Regions from separate parts of the Homo sapiens genome. Here regions 2, 3, 4, 5, 6 and 7 are each linked to region 1. The links are chromatin contacts, found by Hi-C or POLR2A ChIA-PET in ENCODE. All regions are on one chromosome and are shown on one strand. The core of a region is the stretch at or near the end of the contact, and the rest is flanking DNA. Distances in the headings are between cores, read along the strand shown. Region 1 overlaps ATXN7L1 (ataxin 7 like 1). Region 2 has its middle 45 kb from the start of LINC02577. Region 3 overlaps LHFPL3 (LHFPL tetraspan subfamily member 3). Region 4 overlaps LOC101927902 (a long non-coding RNA gene). Region 5 holds the start of CCDC71L (coiled-coil domain containing 71 like). Region 6 has its middle 47 kb from the start of CTB-30L5.1. Region 7 has its middle 110 kb from the start of CTB-30L5.1.

Region 1 (2,766 bases), core at 111-2,610:
ACAGCCTTTCCGCCGCCCCCATGCCATCCCCGGCTTCAGTGCCTCTACGCTGGCTCGCGTTGGCTCCTGCACACAGGCTGGCTTCTTTGCTCTCCCTCATACGTCCTAGGCTCTCCCCTTCTCTGGACCTTTGCACTAGCTCTTCCCTCTGTGCGGAACACCATCCCCTAGATGTGCTCCAGCCTCACAATCTACCTTCTCACCTTCTTCTAGTCTGCTCAGATATCACCTTCTCAGTGGCACCCTTTTTACAATTCCAGCCAGCCTTCCCAGCACCAGTGTTTTGTTTGTTTGTTTTTTTATAACACTTTACCCTTTCTATAGCAGACATTATTGGGAATACTTATTGTTTGTTGTTTGTCTCACCTGCTAGCATGTGATGTCTACAAGGCAAGGGTCTTGCCAGTTTTGGTGACTGGTGTTTCCCAAGGGCCTAGAGCAAGGGAGAGCCAGGACTGGGCCCAGGTCTCCCTGGCTCCAAGGCCATCCTCTTCCTGCTGTGAAAGACCACTCTGAACTATACAAGGGTAGATCTCTCCAACACCACATCTCGTTTATCCTCCCTGCCCCATCTTTTGCCATCTTCCTCAGTGACTTCAGTATCTCTGTGAGCCTACTTGCTAAAATAGAAATTTTAAACTGTACAGAAAGAACATGGTGTTATGTTCAAGAGAATGGAGTCTGGGCTGGGTGTGGTGGCTCACACCTGTAGTCTCAACACTTTGGGAGGCCAAGGCTGGAGGATCATTTGAGTCCTGGAATTCGAGGCCAGCCTGGGCAACATAGTGAGACCTCGTCTCTACAAAAAATTTAAAAAATTAGGTGGATGTGGTGGCATGTGCCTTTCGTCCCAGCTACTTGGGAGGCTGAGTTGGGAGGATCACTTGAGCCCAGGAGGTCAAAGCTACAGTGAGCTATGATAGCATAACTATGCTCTAGCCTGGGCAACAGAGTGAGACCCTGTCTTGGAAAAAAAAAAAAAGGAGTCTGGAGCCACTTACACAGCAGGTAAGCATAGGCACCTCACTTCACCTCCCTTTGCCTCAGTTTCCTCATCTATCAAAAGGAGATAATCATGCCACCTTACCTTGAAGGGTTTCTGTGAGGGCTAAATACGTTAATATATGTAACCACTTACCATGGAAACAGTGAGTACCATGTCAGTATCATTGTAAGGATATATATTTGAACCTTGAGGACACTATGCTAAATGAAATAAGCCAGTCATAAAGGACCAATACTGCCTGATTCCACTGATATGAGGTATCTAAGGCAGTTGACTCGTAGAAGCAGAACATAGAATGGTTGAGTGCCAGGGGCCGGAGGAAGGAGGAAGTGAGGTTGCTGCTCAGTGGGCGTGGAGTTTCAGTAGTGCAAGCTGAGTCAGTTCTAGAGATCTGCTTTACAACAGTGTGCTTATGGTTAACAATACTGTACTATACACTCACAGATGTGTTAAGACAGTAGATCTCATGTTATATGGGGCTTTTTAAACCACAACTTGTTTTTTAAAAAGGATGTAATATATTAGTCACTAACCCTTTGTTTTATTGAATTTTCTCAAGGTTAAGGGACTTACCCAAGTGCTCGCAGCTTATAAAGGAAAGAGGGTGACAAGAATGAAGCCTCTGACTTCCAGGGCTCTTTGTCCTGCTCCAAGTCAGGCATTAGTTCTGTCTGTCAAAATCCAGATTATCAAAGGACCATAGTATAAAAGGGCTCTGCAATATGGGGAGGTGCATCCACGCTTCTTTGGGAGAAACGCCTCACATGTTGGCTTCATAAAACTCTTCTATGCCCCGTAGGTTGGACAATGAGAAATAAATAATCCAGACATTGGTGTTTTTGATAGGTGGTTAGAGCTTCCCCAACAGGGGGAGTAAACAAAAGAACCATCTTAATTTCAAGCTTAGTTAGAACTACGGAAGACTAAAAGTCATTTTTCAAAATGGTGGGTGGTGCCAGGGCTCTATCCCCACCTGGAAGGGGCACTTGATCTGTAAAAGCAGCAAAAATAATTGTGTCTTTTATGTCACTTAGGTAGAAGCTCCTGTCCCAATTAATTCTTATCTCCTCCTCCCTTTATAAATATGCTTGGGCAAAGTGACATCCTAGCAGTTTTTTGTTTTGTTTTCTCTCTTCTTAACAAGGAATTCTCTCTGCTTAGGCATTTTAGGTGCTGATTTTTCTCATGTCCCAGAGATGCTTCTAATTAGTTGATGCTTCCTTCCCATAATAGTTCACCACAGAGAGTGGATTTGGACTGGAGGAGGGAGCAATTTTGTCATCTTATCAAAGTGCCACTGATCAGGTTGGCTTTCCTGAGTGCTCATTCATTTTTCCGCCTCTCTGGAAACAGAAGCAGCAAGCTCCTTGCTGAGTGGAGCTGGAGGTTTTTGGGTTTTGCTGTCTCCCCAGTGCTTCCCAGCACCCTTTGATGAAATGCTGCCTCAGAGTCTTTGCAGTAGGGCTCACTAGAGAAATTATCTTTTTCCTTTCACATCAGTGGAAAAACACTTGGCTGGGGACAAATGGCAAAAGCATGCCACTGTCACCTTGTCCCTAAGTAACCTGGCACCCACCAGGGCTGCCTGCAGGCCCTGTGTGTCCTGGGGAGAAGGTATATAAAGGCCTCTTCCTTTTCCTGCTTTCTAGGAGCAGAGTGACCCTCCAGGCCAAGGACAGTGCTGTATTCTTGGGTGGTTCTGACATTGCAGAAAGAGTCTGTGGACACTAGAGATCCAAGAATTATCCTCCAGTGCTTCA
Region 2 (2,766 bases), core at 69-2,568, 920 kb before region 1:
GATTGGCACTCAGCCATTTCCAGCTCTTTTTTTGAATGCTGGAAACCACGTTTCCCTGACTCCTTTGGATGAATTTATTAAATACGCTTTGTTTTACATGTAGAAAGCAGAAGTGAAACAGAAGCCACCTTCCTTCTATTGTCTGTTTTTCTGTGTGTGAACAAGATCTTGGACCATCTCCAAGATCTCACGTTTTTCTGAAGTGGTGTTCTAGTGTTCAGACATTAGCTTCATAGATGGTTATAGGCAGTTGTGGTGTGGCAGCAGTAGCTTCTCGATCCTGACTTTCTGATCCTGGGACACAGCTATCCTTGTGGGTTCATGAACTCAAAAGTTCCAGTGTCAGCCTGCTGGCTACTCACCATCCTGATTGCTGCAGAGCAAGTAGCTTGCCTGGATAGTCAGTTCTGCATTGTTCTAGGAGTTATTCCTGGGGGCCCAACCTTGAGCCTGCTCCTCCAGCCATTCTAGTTCATATGTAAACACCCAATTTCCTTTATTAAATTCCTTTGTGCTTAATACAAATAGATAGGTTTCTATATTTTGCCCTGAACCTTTATTATCATTGTATGTTTGTGTTAGTAGAGGGGACTGGTATGGGGGCAATGAAAATGGGGGGATGATGCTCAGCTCTAAACCTTTCTATGACATAGGGGGGTATAGGGACCCTACAGGTGAGAGAATGGTGGCCTCAATGGAAAGATTAGCTGGGACCTGAGAAGATCTTCTGGATCAGAGGGGGAATGCAAGGAAAAGGCGTTTGGGGTTCCCAGAAATCCTCCCTCTGACTCTACTGAACTTGGGGCTACAAAGAAAGTAGGTCTTAGGTGAATTTCTTGAATCAGTAGTTAATTGTGTTTAGTATCTTATTTATTGTTTTGCGTATGCATTGTTTTCATTCTAAATTTCTAGAAGCTTATTCTCCTAAGTAGTTTTTATACTCTCAGTGTAATCATAGTACACTTAGAAAACCCCAATTTCTTTTTCTTTCCTTTTTTCATCCATAGGTGAGAGGTAACTTGAGTATGGTCTCCATTGAAACTCATACGCCTATCCCTAAATTTAGTAGAAAAAGAAAGAAACTTACTTAGGGCAAACATGGTGACAATTTCCAAGATGATTAAAGTAACACTGAGGCCTTAATGTATCATACAGTGCTGGCAGGGGAAGTAATTCTTTCATTCAATTCAACAAGTACTTGTGAGGTGTATTAAGCTTTGTCACTTCCTGGGCCTCCACCCCCTCTCCCTCTTCTCCAGCTTAGCCACTCACTTTCATGACACACCTTGGAACCTGTCATCACCTGGAACTGTACCACCTCTGCAGTCTTTACCTCTGATGTACCATTATCTGATTATAAACTCCTACTTGGCAGATGGATTTGCCTTCTATTTCAGTGAGGAAGTTGAGGTTTCTAGTTGGGAATTTCCTCAACTTTTTGACTTCAGCCAATGACCTTATTTAAACCCATAACCTGATATCCATAACCACTTCTTTTACTCAGTCTTAAATCAATAATTTAAAAAAGTTTTTATTAACACATAATTCAGATAACATACAATTTCCCCATTTAATGCGTACAATTCACTGGTTTTTAGTATTTTCACAGAGTTGTGCAACCATCACCACAATAAATTTTAAATCATTTTCATCACCACAAAGAGAAATCCCTTGGCCATCCGTCCTCATTCCCCCATTGCTCCTAGCTCTAGGAAACCACAAACCTACTTTCTTTCTCTGTGAATTTCCATATTCTGGACATTAAATATAATGGAATAATACAATATATAATCCTTTGTGACTGTCTTTTTTCACTTAACATAACGTTTTCAAGGTTCATCCACACTGTGTCATGTATCAGTTCTTCATTCCTTTTTGTGGTTGAATAATATTCAAGTGTATGCTTATGCCACATTTTATTTATACATTCATTAGTTGATGGACATTTGGGTTATATCTAACTTTTGCCTATTATTAAGAATGCTACTATGAATATTCACACACAAGGTTTTATGTGGACATATGTTTTTATTTCTCTTGGGTATATACCTAGGAGGGGAATTGCTGAGCTGTATGGTAGCACTATATTTAATTATTTGAAAAATTGCCAGACTGTTTTCCAAAAGATGTACTATGTTACATTTCCATTAGGAGTGCATGAGAGTTCCAATTTCTTTGCATTTTTGCTAACTTGTTATTATCTAACTTTTTGATTAGAACCATCATAATCTGCATGAAATAGCAGCCCATTGTAGGTTTGATTTGCATTTCCCTGAGGCTAATGAAGTTGATCATTTTTTTCATGTGCATATTGGCCATTTATATATCTTTTTTGGAAAAATGTCTATTCAGGTTCTTTGCTTTTTTGAAAATTATTTGTCTTTTTATTGTTAAGTTGTAAGGGTTCTTTATATATTCCACACACAAGTCCTTCATCAGATATATGATTTGCAGAAATTTTCTCCCATCCTATGGGTTGCCTTTTTAATTTCTTAATTGTGTGTTTTGAAGCAGGAAAGTTTTTTTTTTAAATGCTATGATATCCAATTTACCTATTCTTTTTTGTTGTTGTTGCTTATATGTTGGGTGTCGTAGCTAAGAAATCATTGCCTACTACAAGGTCATGAAGATTTACCTCTGTTTTTCTAAGAAGTTTATAGTTTTAGCTTTTACACTTAGTTATTGGATCCTATTTGAGTTGATTTTTATACAGATGTGAGGTAGGATCTAACTTCTTTTTTTTCAGATTGTGTCAGCACCATTTAT
Region 3 (2,766 bases), core at 186-2,685, 910 kb after region 1:
GAAATAAATAGATTGTTCTTCAGCTTAAAACTTTTTTTTTTTTTTGAGATGGAGTCTCACTCTGTCACCTGGGCTGGAGTGCAGTGGTGCAATCTTGGCTCATTGCAATCTCTGCCTCCCGTGTTCAACTGATTCTCCTGCCTCAGCCTCCCAAGTAGCTGGGACTACAGGTGTGCGCCACCATGCCCAGCAAATTTTTGTATTTGTAGTAGAGATGGGGTTTCATCATGTTGGCCAGGCTGGTCTTGAACTCCTGACCTCAAGTGATCCACCCGCCTTGGCCTCCCAAAGTACTGGGATTACAGGCATGAGCCACCGAGCCCAGCCCAGCTTAAAACTTTTTAGCAGTGATACCTTCTACTGAATATGCATAACTGCCTAGCACAGCTAATGAGGCCTCCTGTGGCCTCTCCCTGCTCCAGCCCCTCCTCTGGGGTTTCCCACCTCAGACTGCACTCCAGCACCCTGGATGTGTTCTACCTCTGGGCCTTTGCTCCACCTCTGGGCCTTTGCTCCTTTTGCTGGAAAAGCCCTTCCTCCAGTTTTCTAACTGGTGAACACCTGTTCATGTTTCACATTTCATCATTTCATCTTAGGTTGCTTCCCTGGGAGCCACTTCCTGAACTGTTCTTATCTTTTTTGGGTTTCTGTTTTGCCCCAGTCATCCGTTAATGGAGCTCACCTTTTGGACAGTGAGCTCCTCAAGTGCAAGGGCCACTTCACCCATCCAAGTGGTAACTGGGCCTGACCCTGCTTAGCTTCTGAGATCAGGCAAGATTGGGCATGTTCAGGTGGGTATGGCTGCAGACAACGGGCATTTTTGAGAAGCCACAGTGTCCCTAGCACCCAGAGGAAAGCCTGGCACATAGTTGCTGCTCAACAACCCCTGGTGTTTACTGAAAGGAGCCTTAGGCTGTGGACTGAATTATGTCTCCCAAAGTGTAAATATTGAAGCCCTAACCCCCAATACGACTGTATTTGGAGATAGCGCCTTTAAGAGGACAATTAAGATAAAATGAGATCTTCAGGGTGGGGCCCTAATCCAATATGACTGATCTCTTTATAGGAGGAAGAAATACCAGGTGCGCATGCTCCAAGAAAAAGCCATCTGAGGACGCGGCAAGAAGGCCGCCATCTACAAGCCAAGGAGAGGGGCCTCAGGAGAAATCGAACCTGTCACACCTTGATCTTGGACTTCCAGCCTTCAGAACTGTGAGAAAGTAAATTTCTGTGTTCAAGCTACCAGGTCTGTGGGATTTTTTATGGCAGCCCTAGCAGACTAAGACAGGCATCAATGGTTCCAATGTTTTCATTTTTTTTCCGGTAAGCAGACCGAAGCCCAGAGAGATGAAGCAATTTGCCCAAAGTCACATACCAAGTTAACTGAAGAGTTGGGGTTAGAATCCAGCTCTTGTGACTTCTCTCTTTTCAGTTTCCCTTCCCACTCCCCCCACTGAAAAGCTTTTGAGTGACTCTTTTAGAAATCCCGGTTCTGTATATGAAGCAGAATTGAGCACAGCTGCTCTAATGAAGGGCTCAGAGCTCCCAGGCTTTTCTCTCTCCCCTGCCCCTTTTCCCTGTTGCACCTCTGCAGTGTCCTGAGGGTTGATGGAATCTAGTTTGAAAGCTATTGCTCTACCTCACTGCCTCCTGAATGCAATGTCACAAATTTTCCCAACTTGCCATTTCTCTCACACTGACATAAAGCATTAGAAACCTGTTGTGAAGTAGGAAAGCTAACTGGGTCAGTAGCTGATAAGATAATCTGGCCTAGGGGATAGATGATTAGGATTTCAGAGAAGGAAAGGTCACCCAATTGATTTGACTCTGTCCTGGGGCGATGATATGGTGAAGATTTCTACAGATGCAGCAGAAACATCCGGAAACCAGGTGTGTCCCAGCTCTGGTCTGGGAACCATTTCATAAATTGGCAAATATCCAGGATATACACATGGCTAATTCTGAGGTGTACTGAAGTTTCAATAAAGCTACTTTGGTAATGACTAGGAGAAGAAAATCCTATGGCTGGACTTCATTAATGTTGTATGGCCAAGGACAGTGTTTCTCTAATTATGGCCTGTGAACCTCCCTGGATCTCGATCACCTGCATATTTGGGAATATGCAGGTTCCAGGGTCCCACCTGAAACTACAGAATCAGTATTGAGATCCCAGGTGATTCTCATGTACACTCAAGTGTAAGATTATTAGCACCTGGACTTTGGAAGCAGCCAGATAAAAGTTTGGATCCTGGGTTGGCTACTTCCTAGATGTGGCCAAGTCATTTTACTTGCCATGCTTTTGCTTTTCTTGTCTGTAAAGTGGACATGATACCTATTTTACAGGGTGGTTTTGAGGAATAAGGTCAGCATTAAACATTTATCCTCTTTAGGGAGACAGAGAGAGGAGATGAAATAGAGTAGAATTGAGAAAAGCAGTTTCTTAGACCTCCCTGTGAAGTTTTTCTTATTTCAACAAATAATAAAATAAAAAATTCATACACTTTCTTAGTGCTTGTTTGGACTTAAGAATTTAAAAATAACTTGAGAGTTTTATAGGCATCAAGGATGATGTCTGAGTGCTGGAAATACTTGACCTTTGGCTGGAAGGTGGAGTGAAGGTGCCAGCGGACTGAACCCTGGGAGACTGTCTTCTGTTTTATGAATGTGGTCATGCTCTGAGTTAAATGATGTCCCTGGTAAGGACATCTCCCAGAAAAGCTTAGAAATCAGCTGTAATCCTTGTTCCCTGCAAGACCCTTGACTTGG
Region 4 (2,766 bases), core at 186-2,685, 860 kb after region 1:
GGTGAAGAGGGTGGTACAGGAAGAGGAGCAACTTCTCAATGGAGACGCTGGGGAGGAACTGGAGATGCATAGCTCAGCCCATCTCTGTCCTCTTGGCAGCCATCCTCCTCCAGAGCATGCTTTGGGCTCTGCTCTCCCAGGCTCCACTGTTTACAGGGACAGTTTCCAACTGGGGGGCATGCCCCAGCCTGCGTGGGTACCCTGCCTAATTCTGGCATTCACTTACCCACAAATGTAAACCATGGACTCCTATATAAAATGTATCAGTGATAAAGTTGATGTTTTGATCCCATTTGCTTTTTTTTTTTTTTTTTTTTTGAGATGAAGTCTCGTTCTGTCACCCAGGCTGGAATGCAGTGGGGTGATCTCGGCTCACTGCAACCTCCACTTCCTGGGTTCAAGTGATTCTACTGCCTCAGCCTTCCGAGTAGCTGGGATTACAGGTGTGTACTACCACACCCAGATAATTTTTGTATTTTCAGTAGAGACAGGGTTTCTCCATGTTGGCCAGGCTGGTCTTGAATTCCTGACCTCAAGTGATCTGCTTGCCTTGGCCTCCTAAAGTGCTGGGATTACAGGAGAGAGCCACTGCTCCTGGCCAATCCCATTTGTTTTTATTTCTCCTTGCCCAGCTCTTAATTACTCAGAACTTGGGAAGGGAAGAGAGGTTTCCTCTATTATAGTCTCTCAAATCTCCAAACTATTAACTCATTTAATCCTAACAAAAATTCCATTAGAGGACAGGGAGCAATGGCTCATGCCTGTAATCCTAGCACTTGAGAGGTGCAGTTGGGAGGATCTCTTGAGGCCAGGAGTTCAAGACCATCCTGGGCAACATAGTGAGACCCTGTCTCTACCAAAAATTAAAAGAAAAAAAGAATTCCATTAGAAAAGTACTCTTATTATCCTCTCAGATGAGGAAACTGAGCATTTGGCCTTTTGGTTGAAATACAAATATTTGCTCTCAGTCCAGGATCAGATGAAATTAAAGCATATAAGAGTGTTTGCAAACTGTTAAAGCTATGTATACAGAAGGCAATGAGGGTGGTGGTTCTGGCTTTCACACCCACTGGCAGTAGGACTCTGAGCAAGTACTTTCCGGACTTTAGTTCCTTTATCAGGAAAGTGAGGGGTGGGAGAGGCTGATCTGTGCAGATCCTTCCTGTTCTAACGCCTGTGACCACGAATCAGTGATGACTAGCCATTGACTGTTTTCTCCTGGCTTCCTCTGCGTCATTGAGGACTTTTGGATGCTGACTTTTCCCGATTGAGCTAGGCCCAGTCCCTGGGGAACACAGGCCACCTGAAACTCCCCCTCGTTGAATGGGCTGGGCTCAGTCATCTGAGGTTTGCTGCTCGGTTGCCTTTGGTTGCTGCAGCAACATAACACACGCCCACACTTCCGTTTCTGAGAGTGCGATGAAGGCTGATCTCCTCCTGTCGGCCACAGGGGCTCTCCCAGGCCCTGCCGCTCACAGTACTTCCTGGCTTCCTCACAAGGCCACCCGAGGGGAGGGGAAAGAAACCCACTAGTCATTCCTCGGGGGTTGTGGGAGTTGAAGTGAATACTTCCCCGGAAAAAAAAAAAAAAGGCACATCTCCATCAGGTCAGCACTGAGGGGCTAAAATCTCAAGAGATTCAGACTCAGTATTAAGAGACTGATTTGGCTGGGCGCAGTGGCTCATGCCTGTAATCCCAACACTTTGGGACGCCGAGGCGGGCGGATCGCCTGAGGTCAGGAGTTTGAGACCAGCCTGGGCAACATGGTGAAACTCCGTCTCTACTAAAAATACAAAAAATTAGCTGGGTGTAGTGGCAGGCACCTGTGATCCCAGCTACTCGGGAGGCTGAGGCAGGAGAACTCCTTGAACCCGGGAGGTGGAGGTTGCCGTGAGCCAAGATAGTGCCACTGCACTCCAGCCTGGGCGACAGAGTGAGACTCTGTCTCAAAAAAAATAAAATAAAATAAAGACTGATTTAGAACAGTGTTTGTGAACAGGATTTCTGCTTGCTGACGCCGTTGGAAGAGCCTGTGTTTTTGAAATGATTGACGTCATGAAATCTAGTTTGGTCACCAGGATATGGGGTTGACAAAGACCTTGTGGCAGGCCTTTACTATAAGTTTCATCTAATTCTGAAATTCAGTGCTTTCACACCGGAAGTGAGCAAAATAACAAAGAACAGAAAGTGGAAAAAACATTCTGACCTAGTGGAAACTATCTTTTGCCCACCTGCATTCCTGCAAAATAGCAGTCAAATTAGCCCAGATATCTACCTTTGAGGGGGTCCCCAGATGGTGTATCTCCCAAAGGGATTTTGTCGATGAATTTAACGCCCCAGTTATTCAGAAGAGAGTTCTAAAGGCATTATTAGAGGAACCTGAGGTTGTTTCTCTCTGCCTCCATAACAAAATAGCTCACTCTTTTGCACACCTGAATAAAGAAACTACACTGGGATCAGGAAATAAGGGCAGAGCCAGGGCAAATTCCGAACCAATGCAAGAAAACCTTTAAATGCAATTGCCCGGATAGTTCTCCCATTGAGAGGAACAGGATGTGTGCTGGCTTTAGCCAAGAGGAATGGGCTAGATAAGATGAGCATAGATTTTGAACATGCAAAAGGGTGAGGTGACCAGAGGGAAAAGGCGAGCAGCCAGGATAAGAAGACTCCTCTGTCCTTCTGACCCTTGCCCTCACAGGACCTGCTCCTACCAGCAACCAGCAGACACTTCCTCACTTAGGTGGGGGACTGAGGCTGTGGCCCTT
Region 5 (2,766 bases), core at 158-2,657, 850 kb before region 1:
TTCTATTGAATTCCTTAGAGTCTGGACAGCACAGTTTGAAAAACCTTCAGTGAAATACAAAGATCACTAGATTAGAAATCGAAGGATTTAGAATCCCAGTTCTGCTATCAGCCAGCTGTGTTACTGAACCTCTATGGTACAGATTTCCTCACCTGTTAAATAAGGAGAATGAACTAGGTCTCTTTCAGGTCAAATATTTGAGGAAACCATTAGCAACTACATGTAAATCACAAAACTCCTATACTTTATTTGTTCACTACTGCAAAATAAGATGTTTCCTGGGTAAAATCCACATGCCCACCTCAAAGTTCTAAGTGTCAGGAGATTTTTTCTTTTAACCTTAAGAAATTTAAAGGAGTTCTGTGAAAATTGCAATATAAAATATCTAATTGTCCTGTTCTAAGCAGTTTCAACATTTCTGACTCTATTTGGGATAATCGGTGGTATTTCATTGATTCATTCGGCAAACACATTGAGTGTCCACTACCTGACAGGAACTGAGTTAGGTATAGAGGACAGAAAAGATGACTAAAGGATGTCCACTACTCTCCTCCCAATACAAAAGGTAATGTGTTTTGAACAATTTGTGTTTTTCAACGAAACCTTATCTGTTGTCTGCGATGATGCATCCTTTCTAAATGATAGGGGTGGCTTTGACATTTTAAAACTAAATGAAAAACGAATTGGCATCCATAAAGAACTGTGTATTTAAAACTATATTTTCTTTTCACAGAATGGCTTTATTGTAATAGATCTTTGATCAACTTGAGCAAAGAGTATTTAGTTTTATAGGGTATGACATGTTTTGCTTTCTGGATAAGCAGGGTCTCTCTTAAATATGAAGATGGCTCCAGTGTCCAGAGGGAGACTAAAATCTCTCAGCTGCCAGCCACGCACATTACCTGAATGATTCTGGATTACTACTGGCTTCTTGAGATGGGCTGGGGTCAAGACAGGGAAGAGTTTTGAATGAAGATGCCAGAAGAGGCCTTTGAGAGGGTGGATGGGAATTGCGAAAGGCCCATTTCCCCTAGACTTAAACCCAAATTCCCTAGCTGTGATGATACCAGGAACATCCTTCAGGGAAATCTCCCTTTGTTATCCACACTGGTAGAGCTCCCAGCTCAATCCACAACTGCACACCCCCTCACTCTAAGAGTCACTCTTCCCATGGTGTAGCCAACATCCACCCTCTTACTCTAGACGTGGCAGCCCTCCTAGATCCACCCAACCGTTGACTTACGTTCAAAGGCCATCACCCACCCCAGCACCATCTTCCAGGAACTGGCCTCTCCCCCATCAGTCCCCGCCCCTCTTCTGAGAGCACCCAATGGGTGGAGTCGGGGCTGCGGTGGGAGGGGCCTGAGGCGGGCACATTTAAAGAAAGGCAGCCGGCGAAAAGAGGCAAGAGAGGAGAAGAAAGAGAAACCAGGGGGGCGAGGCGCCGTCCAATGACAAAGCCCAGGGGTGGGCGCCGGCCGCCATCTTGTACCGGGCAGCAGGATATTCGCCCGCGTCCTCCGCCCTCGGAGGGGGAGGGGCGGCGGCGGAGGCGAGAAAAGTAGCGAGAGACGCCAGCAGCAGCCGCCGCCGCGGAGCCAACGCGGACTGGGACGGCGGCGGCAGTAGTGGGACCCGGCGAGCGTGAGTGGCCCGGAGCGGCCTTCGATGCGGCGCAGTATGAAGAGGCGGCGGCGCCGGCGCCCGGTCGCCCCGGCCACGGCCGCCCGGGGCGGCGACTTTAGGGCAGAAGACGGGGCTGGGTTGGAGGCGCGGGAGGAGAAGGTGGTGTACTCGCGGTCGCAACTGTCGCTGGCTGACAGCACCAAGGCGCTGGGCGACGCCTTCAAGCTCTTCATGCCCCGCAGCACGGAGTTCATGAGCTCGGACGCGGAGCTCTGGAGCTTCCTCTGCAGCCTCAAGCACCAGTTCTCCCCGCACATCCTGCGCAGCAAGGACGTCTACGGCTACTCCTCCTGCCGGGCCCTGGTACCCGACCCCCCGGGGCCCCCTACAGCCCGCGGCCAGGCGCGCCGGCCGGTTCCGCGCGCAGCGGCCAGGAGGAGGCGCCGCGGAGCCCGGGCGGCCGCTGCCCGCAGGAGGAAGCCCCGGCCGCCACCCCCACCGCCGCCGCCCCCCGAGGAGAGCTGCCCGGCCAAGCCCGTGGCCCCCGGGCCCTGCTTCGGGGGCCGCACCTTGGAGGAGATCTGGAGGGCGGCCACCCCGACGCTGACCACCTTCCCCACCATCCGCGTCGGCAGCGACGTGTGGGGCGAGCGCAGCCTGGCGGCAGCGCGGCGCAGGGCGCGCCAGGTCCTGCGAGTGAACCTGGAACCCATGGTGAGGCTCCGCCGCTTCCCGGTGCCCCGGGCATGAGGTGCGGCCTCCAGGGCGCCTCCTGCCGGCCCCGACCTTGGGACAGGCCTTCCGCCCGGAGGAATGAACAAGTGTCAGTCGAGTGTTTACAGATCCGGCCAGGACCCCGGCCCCCAATGCACTTTACGCGCGAAGAAGTTGCCGGATGGTTGTCCCTGTCCCGGGCCGCGGCGCGGTCGTCTTGGACGCTGGGGCAGGTGTGCCCTCTGCTGCCTCCCGTACCCGGCCTGCGGAGGGAGGGGACAGCTGGACCCGCAGGGGAGGTCCCTTTCTTCCTGACCACCGATTGAGACGTCTCCAGGACCTTAGGGGCAGATCCGTTTTCTCACTGTTGGACTCTACCTCACTGGTCTGGAAGTCCTCCGAAGACATTATTTTTCCAAAGGAATT
Region 6 (2,766 bases), core at 157-2,656, 740 kb before region 1:
GTAGACCCAAGTTATCCCTTTCCAACAGAAGACGTCAGTTGATGGATTTTGAGGATATTTGATTTCATGTGAGATGGTGCCACTGAGCAAATGGTAGATGCCCCAAAGCAGCAGATGAAGAATTAAAGAGGACTGCCCTTAGTGACATCTTGGAATGATTTGGGGGTGTGGGAAACCTCTCCTGCCCTCCAAACTCCTCCTTTCTCCCAGAATATCAAATTACTTTTTCAGAGAAAGTAATGGGAGGGGAGGGGTTTATGAGACAGGAAATGTTGAAGAAGCGCTGGACTCATCAGCCCCAAAGATTAAGGATGGCCTTCTCCTCCCTCCAGATAGGAACATAGCTGGACACCTTGGGGGCAGCTTCTTGAGGACAGAACTGACCTGTGCCTCTTGAAGGCAAAGGCATTATAGGTTCTCAATACATATTGAATGCTCAACTGACTGGCTGAGGTGAAGAAGGAGATGGTTGATTTTGCAGTCTATTAATAACAGCCATAATCTCAAGTGACTCACAGACCTTGAAAAAAGATGATGTGGCCTTCATTGCAGTTTTGCAGAAGTGAAAATCGCCATTGCATGAAACTGTTGAAAGGGGATCTTCAGAATGACTTTGGTGAAATGTTTAGCGACTCTCTTGTAAACCGCAAAGCTGTACAAGGCAACAATGCTCATGATATCCCAGAGCAATGTGGGCAATGGCCACACAAGAGATCCTCAAGGGAGTTCTCTGAGTTTAGGGGACATGTATTGCAGGAGTCAGCCATAAAGGATGGGAAGCGTGCATGGGGCCCTGTGCAAGGCCCTTTGTGAAGCAAGTAAAACACATCATCCCTTTGGCAATTTTCCACTGAGACCACACAAAGAATAAAATATTTAAACATAAACAAATTATGTGTTTCTTCAAAATGTCTTCTTATCTAATTTCCCTCTTTTTTACTACTGTTCCCTCCTAACTTCTCTGTCAGGCTCTAAAAATTCTCTTTCTTTCATCTCTCTGTCCTGGACCATAAATGGCCTTTATGCGGGCTCCTCTCTCTTTCTCTCATGCAGAAGGCAGCTGAATTGCTTTTCCACTTAATTCCAGGCCTAATGAAAGTATCTAGGCCTTGAACCACCCAACCATTCAGCTTTTGCTTATGTTTTTTTCCTCTCTTTCCTTCCAACTCTCTAGTTTACCCCTTCATTCTGGTTAATTGTATTAACTTGTTTTCCTGTATGAATCCTCCTTTAGATTACTTGGATTGTCCTGGAATGGGCTTGAGAGAGTTTATCATTCTTTGTCCACCATTCTTAATGTGGCTCCCTACCACCTGGGCCTGGCTCAAGAGAAGAGGCAGACAGGGTTCTGTGTAAGTGGGCAGACACCAAATGAGGAATGGTGGGATGTCTGGGGTTCCTCGTGTCCTGTATCAGCAGTGAGTCAGCTAGCAGGAACAAGCCTTTGACAAAGTCTTTCAAGTAAGGAAAAACCTTGTTGTGGTTCTAGGATGTGTCTAAATTAGGGTTTGGAACTGGGCATGTCTTGGCCCAAAGCTCATGGTCTACCTGCTATAACTACTGGTGTTGAAACCCCAGGTGATGCTGCCTAAGAAGTCATGGTTGTGTGAGGACTTGCTGCTTCCTTCATTTGTCATTCTGACAAGGTGTCAGGAAATTTAGCCAATAGCAATAACAATCAATGTGCTCTTCTCTACCATACTGAATGAATGCCATGGCAGCTGATCAACAAGAGAATGCCATATTGAAGAGTCTCATTATAAGTCATGTATAACAGAGATGTAGGTATTCTATGACAGGGGAGTGAACTATAGTACCTTGCAAAGACCAGTGTTTGTGGGTTAAAAAAAAAAAGACTGATGCTCAGGTGTAGACATGAGACTCCAGAATGATTTCTGTTTTGCCTTGTAAGCTATCAGTTAATCTGATGGGGATAGAAAAGGCAAAATCTCAGCATGTCAGCATGTCAGTAATTCAACATAACTGACTCTTGTTAAGCTTGTATTCTTTGGCTGAGTGGTGAGAAGCCTACCCAAGTCTTATTTACCCCCATAATCGACCTCAGGAGATATTTAGTTTTTTTCATTGATCTTTTCCCTACAAGTGATGAATGTGAATGGTTAGGTTCCCTTCTATCCATAAGTTTCTTAAACAGGACAGATGGATATGCAGACCACTGTAAGAAACAATAGTGTCTAGTAATTATGTCTGGTAAACTATTAATTTTTTCATTTAGCTCTTTGACAGCTATTTTCTGAGGGCGCCTGATGATATGCTAGGAATTACAGATGCAATGGTGACTGAAGTAAAGATGGTCCTTGCTTCGATGAAACATGCACCTTAACAACAAATGCAGAAAAGTCAAGGAAATTACATGATAAAAATATTAATCCATAATAAGTACTTTTTATATTTAATTTTATTTTTAAATATTTAAGTCATTGATCCATTCAGAACTTATTTTGGCAAAGGAATGATACAGAAATCCAAATGTTTTACCCTAAAACACTAGCCAGTTTTCACAATATCATTTATTAAAGGGACCATGTTTTCTCTACAGATTTGAAATGATACCCTTATTATATACCAAATTCTCATATTTATAGGACTGTTTTGGCATTGTATTCTGTTACATTGATTTGTCTCCCTGCTTTTGGCTCAGTGATGGTTTTTAATTTCTGTAACTTTATAATAATGTTTTTCTAGTTGGCAAACAAGTCTTCTTTATTTCCTTCTCCTTTACCTTTTCCTCCTCCTTTCCAGGTC
Region 7 (2,766 bases), core at 79-2,578, 680 kb before region 1:
GAAGTAAGCTTACCCATCTAGGGACAGATATCCATGAGACAGTGTGACAAATCAAATAAAGTGGAGAAAAAAATGAGACTGATCATGAGAAGGGGTGGAGAGTTTGGGGCAAGTGATGTTGGTCTGAAAACCATGGAGAAAGCTTATCTCAGGCAGAAACTTGAAGAAGTTTCAATTGTGATAGAAGAGTCTTCTGGGAAAAGTGACTTGAAGTAGCCGTGCGCTAGACACAAGGATGCACTGCCCAGCTCCCCCATCAGTGAAGCCTCATTGCCCCAGCTCCTGAGAATGTCATGGGCCAACAGCCTTCAACTGTCAGCCCCTTTATGGATTGTCCCCTCTGCAGAAACCTACCTCCTCCAATGTCACACCCTTTCCCAGGGTGGCCTGCATCCAATGACTGATCAGTGTGGCGACTTCAGTTAGCAAATAAGCTGCCACATGTCTAGGACCTTAAAGATGTAAATGGCAACTTCTGTACTGCATTCTAGAGGTGTTGAGGTCCCCTGCACAGCAGCAAGTGCATAGAGCACTAAGTTGTCTGAGCTGAGGAGGGGCGTGTGTACTGGAAGGCCACAGCTGGAGGCCTGGCAGTGGACTAGAAGCTTTCTCAGCAACTCTCCATTTATTAAGGTCAATGACACTAGGGTTGTCTGTGCTCAGGGCTCAAAAAGACTTGGAGTGACAAGGCTGAAACATTCACTTGCTGACCAATCTAGCTCCAACTTCTGGAACAAATCAATGTTGCATGACAAAGATTCTAATTTTAGCTTCATACATTTTTCTCTGTGAATATATGTGGTTGTTTATTACCATTACTAATTTAACATCCAGTGACATGAAGGAAAGAAACAATGAGTCAGACACCATCTGTGTGCATCCTGAGCAATTAGTTTCTTTGAAACCAGAGGCAGAGAAACAGGTTGGTTTTAAAATCTGCTCATGAACTTGTGGGGACACTTTTGTCTGGTTTGCAATCACATTTGTGCCTGGTAGCCCGAAACAGTAAAGCTTGGGATTTGTCCACTCTTCAAGGTGATATAAGTTTGAGAGGAGAATGTCTTCACATTCAAACTCTCCTCTATTGCTGAAGAATCTAAATTGCTTCTGTCAGGCAACCTGAATTCTACCATCACTTCCTGGGCACTTGAAGATAAACTGTTTGTAGTTCACAGCTCTAGGTCCTAAAAGACTTTGCTATTAGCAGAGCCTCTTGTGCAATCTTCACTCCCTTTTGTGTGTAGCTGCATAAAGTTAATAATAAATTACAAAATTGGTCACGTGGAGGCTGGCCACAGCCAGTTCCAAGTTACAATTCAGCTTACTGCCACCTTCATTTCCACCCTGGCTTTGCCTCATCAGTGGTGCTGTGATGAAATTAAGGATGACTTTAGGAAGACATAGGATGATGGAAAAATAGGAATTCAGTGGTTTTTTGTTGCTTTCTTACAACAATAAAAAGTTTAGCAGGCAGAGGAATCCTTTTGTTTTCATCTAATTTTTCTTAAGTTCTCCTTAAGTTAGTCAACATACTTCATCAGAAAAAATAATAGTAAAAGAAGCAATTTATCAATACTTCACCAAGTGGATGTTGAGTATCTGAATAATATCTGCTGAGGAGGAATGAGGACTGCAAGCTTATTTTTTTTTTTTTAAGATGGAGTTTCACTCTTGTTGCCCAGGCTGGAGTGCAGTGGCATGATCTCTGCTCACTGCAACCTCTGCCTCCTGGGTTCAAGCGATTCTCCTGCCTCAGCCTCCCTAGTAGCTGGGACTACAGGCACGCGCCACCATGCCCACCTAATTTTTGTATTTTTAGTAGTGACGGGGTTTCACCATGTTGGCCAGTATGGTCTCAATCTCTTGACCTCGTGATCCACCCGCCTCAGCCTCCCAAAATGCTGGGATTACAGGCATGCAAGCATACTATTTTTAAGAGAATGAATCAGTCATTGTGGTAAACATTGGTGCTGCTCTCCAGTATTTCTGGCTACCCTCTCCTTTTGGACACTTGGGAGGGCTGCACTTCCCCACTCTTTGAGGCTAGGTGTGGACCTACAATTTGCTTCAGTCAATTAAGTAAAAGTACAAGTCATGTATACTACTTCCAGGTGGACACATTCAACAGACAATATGCGAGTTTCCATGCTTGCTTTTTTTCCTGCTATGACAAATGAGGTATCTTGGTGAAACAGTGACATCATAAGATGGTTTGGAGTAATTCTGTGACTGGAGCAGAGCCCATCACCAATTATCACTGGACATATAGTGGGAATGATAAATATTTATTGTGTTAAGCCACAGAGTTGTTTTATTCTTTTTATTTTTTCTTTTCCTGTAGCTAACCTTGCCTATCCTAGCTAAACTAACTAGTGTAACACTAAGCAGACCCAGAGAAAAGATCAATTTTGACATCTGGGGATCACACAATAAAAAAGTCTTCTTGCTACTTGGTCAACAAGCCTCGTTCTCTCTAAGATTTTTTTTGTGCCTCACTTTTATATGACAAAGGATAGCCAAAGATCACCAAATATTTGAAAAAGCCTCCAATTTGAGAGGCCAAGTGCAAAGTAAATAGAAAAAAAAAAAGTCATTTAGTAAAAAATACAAGTAATTCATGTAGCAGGATTTAAAAAATCTATCATATTTTCAGAAAGATAAATATATTTATCAATGAAAAAACAGTGAAATAAAGGAAAATAATCAAAAAATTGAATAAGAGCTCTTAGAAATAAAAAACATGATGGCAAGAAATGTCGAAATGAT

The links. Hi-C counts contacts between places; a loop is a spot of excess contacts on that map. ChIA-PET counts read pairs that join two places held with the same protein, here RNA polymerase II (POLR2A). Pooled maps may share reads with other maps.
Region 2: a map with no recorded cell type shows a loop between it and region 1 (8-fold over the local background). The contact joins two enhancer-like sites. A Hi-C loop is called at or near these places in 2 of 37 single-sample maps with no recorded cell type and 3 of 50 pooled maps.
Region 3: a loop to region 1 is called in a map with no recorded cell type, with 19 times the contacts of the local background. The contact joins two enhancer-like sites. A Hi-C loop is called at or near these places in 6 of 37 single-sample maps with no recorded cell type and 4 of 50 pooled maps.
Region 4: a loop to region 1 is called in a map of natural killer cell, with 7 times the contacts of the local background. The contact joins two enhancer-like sites. A Hi-C loop is called at or near these places in 2 of 168 maps with a recorded cell type or tissue (naive thymus-derived CD4-positive, alpha-beta T cell and natural killer cell), 11 of 37 single-sample maps with no recorded cell type and 13 of 50 pooled maps. POLR2A ChIA-PET finds 5 or more read pairs at or near these places in 1 of 52 experiments (activated CD4-positive, alpha-beta T cell).
Region 5: a loop to region 1 is called in a pooled map, with 6 times the contacts of the local background. The contact joins the promoter of CCDC71L here to the enhancer-like site in region 1. A Hi-C loop is called at or near these places in 2 of 37 single-sample maps with no recorded cell type and 6 of 50 pooled maps.
Region 6: a pooled map shows a loop between it and region 1 (12-fold over the local background). The contact joins two enhancer-like sites. A Hi-C loop is called at or near these places in 7 of 37 single-sample maps with no recorded cell type and 4 of 50 pooled maps.
Region 7: a pooled map shows a loop between it and region 1 (15-fold over the local background). The contact joins two enhancer-like sites. A Hi-C loop is called at or near these places in 5 of 37 single-sample maps with no recorded cell type and 12 of 50 pooled maps.

What each region holds. Positions count from the first base shown.
Region 1 is chr7:105,807,990-105,810,755 of GRCh38, reverse strand. The region is part of intron 2 of ATXN7L1 (ataxin 7 like 1); the gene reads left to right. Among named protein-coding and RNA genes, the nearest start is that of ATXN7L1, 67 kb to the left of the region's middle. RefSeq lists enhancers at 1,541-1,650, 1,771-1,840. Within about 2 kb of position 1,360, at least 8 of the 41 ENCODE cell types and tissues checked have a DNase peak (open chromatin) inside an H3K27ac peak, as active enhancers do; they include natural killer cell, where a contact is called at or near this core.
Region 2 is chr7:106,728,728-106,731,493 of GRCh38, reverse strand. No RefSeq gene overlaps it. Among named protein-coding and RNA genes, the nearest start is that of LINC02577, 45 kb to the left of the region's middle. RefSeq lists an enhancer at 5-54. Within about 2 kb of position 1,318, at least 5 of the 41 ENCODE cell types and tissues checked have a DNase peak (open chromatin) inside an H3K27ac peak, as active enhancers do.
Region 3 is chr7:104,894,365-104,897,130 of GRCh38, reverse strand. All of the region lies in intron 2 of LHFPL3 (LHFPL tetraspan subfamily member 3), which reads right to left. LHFPL3-AS2 (LHFPL3 antisense RNA 2) reads left to right here. Exons shown (of 4, transcript NR_027374.1): 4 at 1,067-2,503. Among named protein-coding and RNA genes, the nearest start is that of LHFPL3-AS2, 31 kb to the left of the region's middle. Within about 2 kb of position 1,435, at least 2 of the 41 ENCODE cell types and tissues checked have a DNase peak (open chromatin) inside an H3K27ac peak, as active enhancers do.
Region 4 is chr7:104,943,845-104,946,610 of GRCh38, reverse strand. All of the region lies in intron 1 of LOC101927902 (a long non-coding RNA gene), which reads right to left. Among named protein-coding and RNA genes, the nearest start is that of LHFPL3-AS2, 19 kb to the right of the region's middle. RefSeq lists enhancers at 953-1,022, 1,255-1,549, 1,343-1,652, 1,963-2,012, 2,653-2,712. Within about 2 kb of position 1,435, at least 37 of the 41 ENCODE cell types and tissues checked have a DNase peak (open chromatin) inside an H3K27ac peak, as active enhancers do; they include natural killer cell, where a contact is called at or near this core.
Region 5 is chr7:106,659,799-106,662,564 of GRCh38, reverse strand. It overlaps CCDC71L (coiled-coil domain containing 71 like), which reads left to right and starts at 1,407. Exons shown (of 1, transcript NM_175884.6): 1 at 1,407-2,766. The coding sequence starts at 1,669. The coding sequence ends at 2,376. RefSeq lists a silencer at 1,964-2,233 and an enhancer at 2,584-2,633.
Region 6 is chr7:106,550,776-106,553,541 of GRCh38, reverse strand. No RefSeq gene overlaps it. Among named protein-coding and RNA genes, the nearest start is that of CTB-30L5.1, 47 kb to the left of the region's middle. RefSeq lists an enhancer at 372-671. Within about 2 kb of position 1,406, at least 2 of the 41 ENCODE cell types and tissues checked have a DNase peak (open chromatin) inside an H3K27ac peak, as active enhancers do.
Region 7 is chr7:106,483,238-106,486,003 of GRCh38, reverse strand. No RefSeq gene overlaps it. Among named protein-coding and RNA genes, the nearest start is that of CTB-30L5.1, 110 kb to the left of the region's middle. Within about 2 kb of position 1,328, at least 5 of the 41 ENCODE cell types and tissues checked have a DNase peak (open chromatin) inside an H3K27ac peak, as active enhancers do.